Regions from separate parts of the Homo sapiens genome. Here region 2 is linked to region 1. Evidence: chromatin contacts called from ENCODE Hi-C or POLR2A ChIA-PET data. All regions are on one chromosome and are shown on one strand. Each heading gives the region's core, a stretch centred on a gene start or an enhancer-like site at or near the end of the contact. The rest is flanking DNA. Distances are from core to core; before and after follow the strand shown.

Evidence for each region. A loop is a pair of places that touch in the nucleus more often than their neighbours do. ChIA-PET counts read pairs that join two places held with the same protein, here RNA polymerase II (POLR2A). Pooled maps may share reads with other maps.
Region 2: a map of gastrocnemius medialis shows a loop between it and region 1 (16-fold over the local background). The contact joins the enhancer-like site here to the promoter of WIZ in region 1. A Hi-C loop is called at or near these places in 1 of 168 maps with a recorded cell type or tissue (gastrocnemius medialis) and 3 of 50 pooled maps. POLR2A ChIA-PET finds 5 or more read pairs at or near these places in 2 of 52 experiments (B cell and activated T-cell).

What each region holds. Positions count from the first base shown.
Region 1 is chr19:15,448,609-15,451,358 of GRCh38, forward strand. WIZ (WIZ zinc finger) reads right to left here and starts at 1,348. Exons shown (of 13, transcript NM_001371589.1): 1 at 1,190-1,348. MIR1470 (microRNA 1470) reads left to right here and starts at 940; the gene lies at 940-1,000. RefSeq lists silencers at 613-722, 1,073-1,192, 1,243-1,372.
Region 2 is chr19:15,313,824-15,316,886 of GRCh38, forward strand. All of the region lies in intron 1 of BRD4 (bromodomain containing 4), which reads right to left. Among named protein-coding and RNA genes, the nearest start is that of BRD4, 17 kb to the right of the region's middle. Within about 2 kb of position 1,413, at least 6 of the 41 ENCODE cell types and tissues checked have a DNase peak (open chromatin) inside an H3K27ac peak, as active enhancers do; they include B cell and gastrocnemius medialis, where a contact is called at or near this core.

The DNA.
Region 1 (2,750 bases), core at 98-2,597:
CTCAGTTTACCCATATTGACACATGCACACTCAGCCACCTGGTCTTCTTCCATCAATCTTACCATTTCTCCAGACGCCTCCCTTCATTCACACACAGCTGCACTTTCCCCAGTCCTGCCCTCACATCCATGCACACGCACATCCTACTGCCATGCCTTCGTTTCCTCGGCAAGAATCCCAGCCACTTGTACACTCTGATCCTATACACCGTCAGGAGTCTCCCATCATTACCCCTTTACTTTTCTCCATTGGGTTGTCCCATACCAATGATCCCTGCACTTTTCCCACACTCCAACCCTTCCCCCACACAGGACCTTAGGGTTCTCCAGCATTAACCCCTTCACCCCCCTCCACACACACAGCCTCAAGTGACCCCAGCATTAACCCTTTCGCTTCTCCCCAACATTATCCCTCATGCATACCCAGCTTGGGCTCCTCCATTCCCCCCACCCCCCAACCAAGATTGCTCTAGTCCTCGGGCGAAAGAAAACGATAGGGCTCCTGGTCCAGAAATGAGGACCCTGGGGAGCGGGGGTTGTCCTCTCTACCTATAAATACCTTCAAGGTAACGGCGGAAAGTGAAGGGCAGGAATGAGGCGCCCTCCCCAGGGAGATGGTGGGGAGGCCGGGCCCAGGCAACCGGGGCGGGGCCGGGGCGCCAGGCCTGGTTGCAGGCGCTGCCCTCGGGGGCCTGGGGATTCCCAGGGGGCTCCTCCGTGGGCTGGCAGTCTTGGTGGGGGTCCCTACCCAGGCCCGGAGGAAGCACCTGCGGTTGTCCACTGGGTGGGCACTGCCCGCGGGGAACGGGCGGGACCGCAACTTCGGAGCACTTTGGCAGCGTGGGGAGGGGGCTCCTACCCGGACGCCCCCCAGGGGTCGCAGAGGTGGGGGCTGCGCCGCGCGGGCCCACTCCTCGGGGGTCCAGGGTCCGGGGGATGAGCCCTCCGCCCGTGCACCCCGGGGCAGGAGACCCCGCGGGACGCGCCGAGGTAGGGGGGACACCTGCCCCAAGACCCCCGCCCCTCCCCCCACCTGCACGGCCCCGCCCCCGGCCAGGCCCCGCCCCTGAAGGCCCCGCCCCCGCCCCCGCCCCGGGGGGTCCCGCCTGGCCCGGCCCGGCCCGGGGCCTCCCCCGCCCCGCTACGGCTCCGCCCCACCCGCGGGCTCCCCAGGCCGGGCCGGGCCTCACCGGGGAGGCGGCGCCGCCGGCCAGGTGCCGGGGCTCGGAGCTCCCCTCCTTGGTGCGGCCGTCGCTGCCGCTACCGCCGCTGCCGCTCCCGGTGCCGGTGCCGCGGCCTCCGCAGCCGCCGCCGCCTCCACCGCTCGGGGGACATTGTCCCTTTAAATCGCTCCCCCCGCCGCCCCGCCCCCCCGGCGCGCCGCCGTGACCTCAGCGCGACAGCCCCGCCGCGCCGCCATGATGGGGAGGTCCGGGGCGCCCCCCCCACCCCACCCCCCCCCCCCTCGCCGCCCCGGGGGGGGCGGCCAGCGGGCGCGCCGCCATGTTGGGAGTGGCCAAGCGGGTCACCCTTAAAGGGCCCGCACGGCCTGAGTCCAGGGAGAGGCCCCGTTACCATGACAACACCCTTGTCGTCCCACACCCCAATGGCTCCTTATCGTCCCACTGGTACTTCCAATGGTAGGCTCGCTAAAAGCACTAAAAGAGTGGGGAGGGTGCAGAGAAGTTCCCCCATGGGTCATTGATGGGTCATTGATAGGTCATTGAAGACTCCACCCAGCCAATTTTTAGCCTTTTGTCCCCTGCCCCCCATCAGCTACCTTCCAACCACAAGCTCACTCCCTCCTTCCCAATCATCCACACTGGACTTCAGCACCTCCATGTCCCTAGAGTTGCCCTAGGTCTTCAGTCCTAAGTCACCTTCTCCACCCAGTTCCCAGGATCACAGCTTCCAGGACTACCCCATCAGACACACATCATGGCCTGTTGTCTTGTCTTATCCACCATGTATCCAGATATCTAACCACCTAGCTATCTCATCCACTTCCTCAATCTATCAATCACTCATCTACCTATCCAATGAACTAATCACCTATCCACCCACCCCTCCAACCACCTATTAATTCACCCAAACACCCACTCAACCCACCCATTCACTTCCCATCTACCCACCCATTCATCCAGCACCCAAGTAAATACTCATTTATCCATACAACCAAGCAAGTACCCAACCATCCCCACACACATCTTTCCGCCCAGCCCCCCAAACATCCATCCACCAGTTTGTCTGTTGATTTGGTCCCTCCACTAACATGTAAGTTCCATGAGGCCAGGAGTCCTGTCTAGTTCATTATTGTTTCTCCACTGCCCAGTTCTCAGGCGTCTCAGGAGACCTCAACATATGTACATATGATATATATAATCACAACATTGAAAAAAATTTTTTCTTACTATGAACCAGGCCTTTTCTAGGCAGACATACCCAACCTGGTTAACCAACTACCCAGCTACTCACCTACCAGGTCAAACATCCAGCAAATGCTAACCTATCCGTCTGCCGTTTGCTCCACCCACTCTACCCCTCACCCATCCACTCACCCATGATTTGAATGACTCATTTACCCAATCATTCATACACAGTATCCAACCATCTCCACACCTGACCCCCTTCCTTTATCCGCCTCCCAGACCCATGGCCTCCGTGACATGAGGAGGGCCTAGGAAGATGCTCTCACTGTGGGATTGGGAGGTTGCCAGGGGTGGAATCCATGCTTCATTGAGAAGCAGGTGC
Region 2 (3,063 bases), core at 163-2,662, 130 kb before region 1:
GGGTGTGCATCATCCACCTTGCTTACCGCTGACCTCCAGCACCCAGACAATCCCTGGCACTCAGCACAAGTAACTGCTCAATAACCAGAAACATCAAGTGCTTGCCGGAAAAACTCCATGATGAGGGAGAGGGAAGATTACACAGACCAAATTTAAGAATCTCTGCCTTAGGAACTCAGGGGCTATCCTGCCTGAACCATCGATAGGGGATATTTTCAAGTCACCTCAACCACTGCTTGACTCACTCCAGGTGGACCCACCACTGGCACCTTCTAGTACCACAGCTCAGCCTTGAGTATGTGCTTGAACTTTCGTTCGCACTTCACATTTTCCACACACAAATATAATGTGCCAAAATGAGCCAGTCCTGCTCCCAAAACCCTGCTCACAAAATGGAGGACGTGAGGGTGTGGACGCATAGAATGAATGAAATGAAAGATGTCAGACAAAGCAAATTCCAAAGAGAAGTGGGAAATTTTCTAGCCTCCAAGAACAGAGGACAAAACTATTAAACATGATACTTATCTAGGTCACTAGAGTTCACTCTAGGACACATTGTTTTGGAAAGAAAAGCCCTTCACCATTCCCCAGATTAAAGCAAATTCACTAATCTGTGTTCTTACTACACAGGGGCCTGGCTTTCTCAAGTCTGGGACCCTGCTGGGACTCTTATTTCCGACGTCCTATTGGGAGGAGCCCTCACATCCATCCTCCTGGAGATGCCCAATGCCCCCAAGTCTGGTCTAGATCCACCCTTGCATTCCAGGCTTGCACATCCAACCGCTTCAATGACAGCATCCATGAGGATGTCGACAAGCTCCACATGGTCAAGGAACTAAAGTGACCCCATTTTCTCTAAAACCTGTCAAAACAGGGTGACAACAGCCCTACTGAGTGTTCCAAGCCCCCTTCAAAGGCCCACTTACCACAGGGGACAGTGGCTACCAGGCTGGATAACCCAGCTGCAGAACAGTCCCAACACTGCAGAAAGTCCCCCTGGACAGCACTGCTTTGGAAATTGGGTAATACACTGTAAAATAAGTAAGGTCTAGACCAGACCTTGGAAGATGGAGGAAATGGAGTTTGGGGGGATGTCTGGAAGAAGAATCAAATGAACGGAATGAGGCAACAGTGTGTCACAGAACCCAGGAGCCCAGGGTGCTACATGACAGGAGTGTAGGTCTTATCCTATATGCAGTGCGGTTTCAGGGTAGCATAATCATGCTGTAGTCATCTATTCTATTTTGATTGTGTACTTTTCAACTAGCTTACTAGTAGCACTGTGCGTGGAGTTTAACCACTTCTACCATTTTCTCTGGACTGGCTTTGTTTTTTTTTTCCCCCCACAGGTATTCAGAGCCAATTTCCTACTGAATGAGATCACGTGTCATTTTACGAAGTCAAAGAAAAGATGTAAAAGTAAAATCCTTCAGGGCACACCTGTTAAATGAATCACCACCTTTCTAGCACAGGGGTATTAGGATCTTGTGCAACAATCACCACCGGAGACATTAGGATCCCTGAAACACCTGCCTCACTCACTGTCATGTCTGCAGTGAATGCAGAACAGTGTCTGATTACCAAGTACATCCAGCACACGCATTGGACATGGATGTTGACCGAGTTCCACTTGGTGTGCCTGAGGCAGGCAGGAAATTCTCTTGGAAACAGAATCCTTAAGGGGATTGGGGGGGGGAAGCACCCATGAGCTAGAACTCAATTCTACCCTACAGTAAGCAGCACTTCAAGGGCCGGGCATGGTGGCTCACGCCTGTAATCCCAGCATGTTGGGAGGACCAGGCACGTGAATCACTTGAGATCAGAAGTTAAAGACCAGTCTGAAAATATAGTGAAGCCTCATCTCCACTAAAAATACAAAAAAACCAGCCGGGCGTGGTGGCCGGCGCCTGTAGTCCCAGCTACTTGGGAGGCTGAGGCATGAGAATCACTTGAACCCGGGAGGTGGAAGCTGCAGTGAGCTGAGATCACACCACTGCACTCCAGCCTGGGTGACTCTGTCTCAAAAAAAAGCACCTCAAGACCGAGAAGCGGCCGGGCGCCATGGCTCATGCCTGTAATCCTAGCACTTTGGGAGGCCGAGGCGGGCGGATCACGAGGTCAGGAGATCAAGACCATCCTGGTCTAACTCGATGAAACCCCATCTCTACTAAAAATACAAAAAATTAGCCGGGCGTAGTGGCGGGCGCCTGTGGTCCCAGCTACTTGGGAGGCCGAGGCAGAAGAATGGCGTGAACCCGGGAGGCAGAGCTTGCAGTGAGCCGAGATCGCGCCACTGCACTCCAGACTGGGCGACAGAGCGAGACACCGTCTCAAAAAAAAAAAAAAAAAAAAAAAAAGACTGAGAAGCTCACCATAATCCTGAAAGAGTATCCAGTTCACACCATAATTTTAACAAGCCTGGGGCACCTGGACTAAAGACACACTCCAGTTTACTTACTTCCCCCCAACCATCCCGCTTCTATATTCCCAGACTTGCTCTGAGTAGCAAAAGGATAAATGGAAGTGAAGGCCCGGAGCGGTGGATCACCTGAGATCAGGAGTTCGAGACCAGCCTGGCCAACGTGGTGAAACCCTGTCTCTAATAAAAATACAAAAAAACAGTCGGGCATGGTGGCGCATGCCTGTAATCCCAGCAACTCAGGAGGCTGAGGCAGGAGAATCACCTGAACCTGGGAGACGGAGGTTGCAGTGAGCTGAGACCACACCATTCCATTCCAGCCTGGGCAACAAGAGCCAAACTCCATCTCAAAAAAAAAGAAAAAGAAAAAGAAAAAATAGAAGTGAAACCAAATCAAGGCAACTTGGTTCTCTAGCGGAAACTTTTTGAAGATGAGGTTAAATTCCACTCTTGTGAATGTCTTCATGAGAAACTCCTCAGGAGGGAAGCACTGTTTTTACTGACCAGATGTCTGGGTGAAAAGGAGACCTGTCCAGTCAGCATTCTGCATCCCTCTTCTGATCATCCCCTCACACTGGTGAGCACCTCCAAGGGACAGGTACTTGCTTTCAGACCTGTCCAGGTCTCTTTCCAAACCTCTGCTG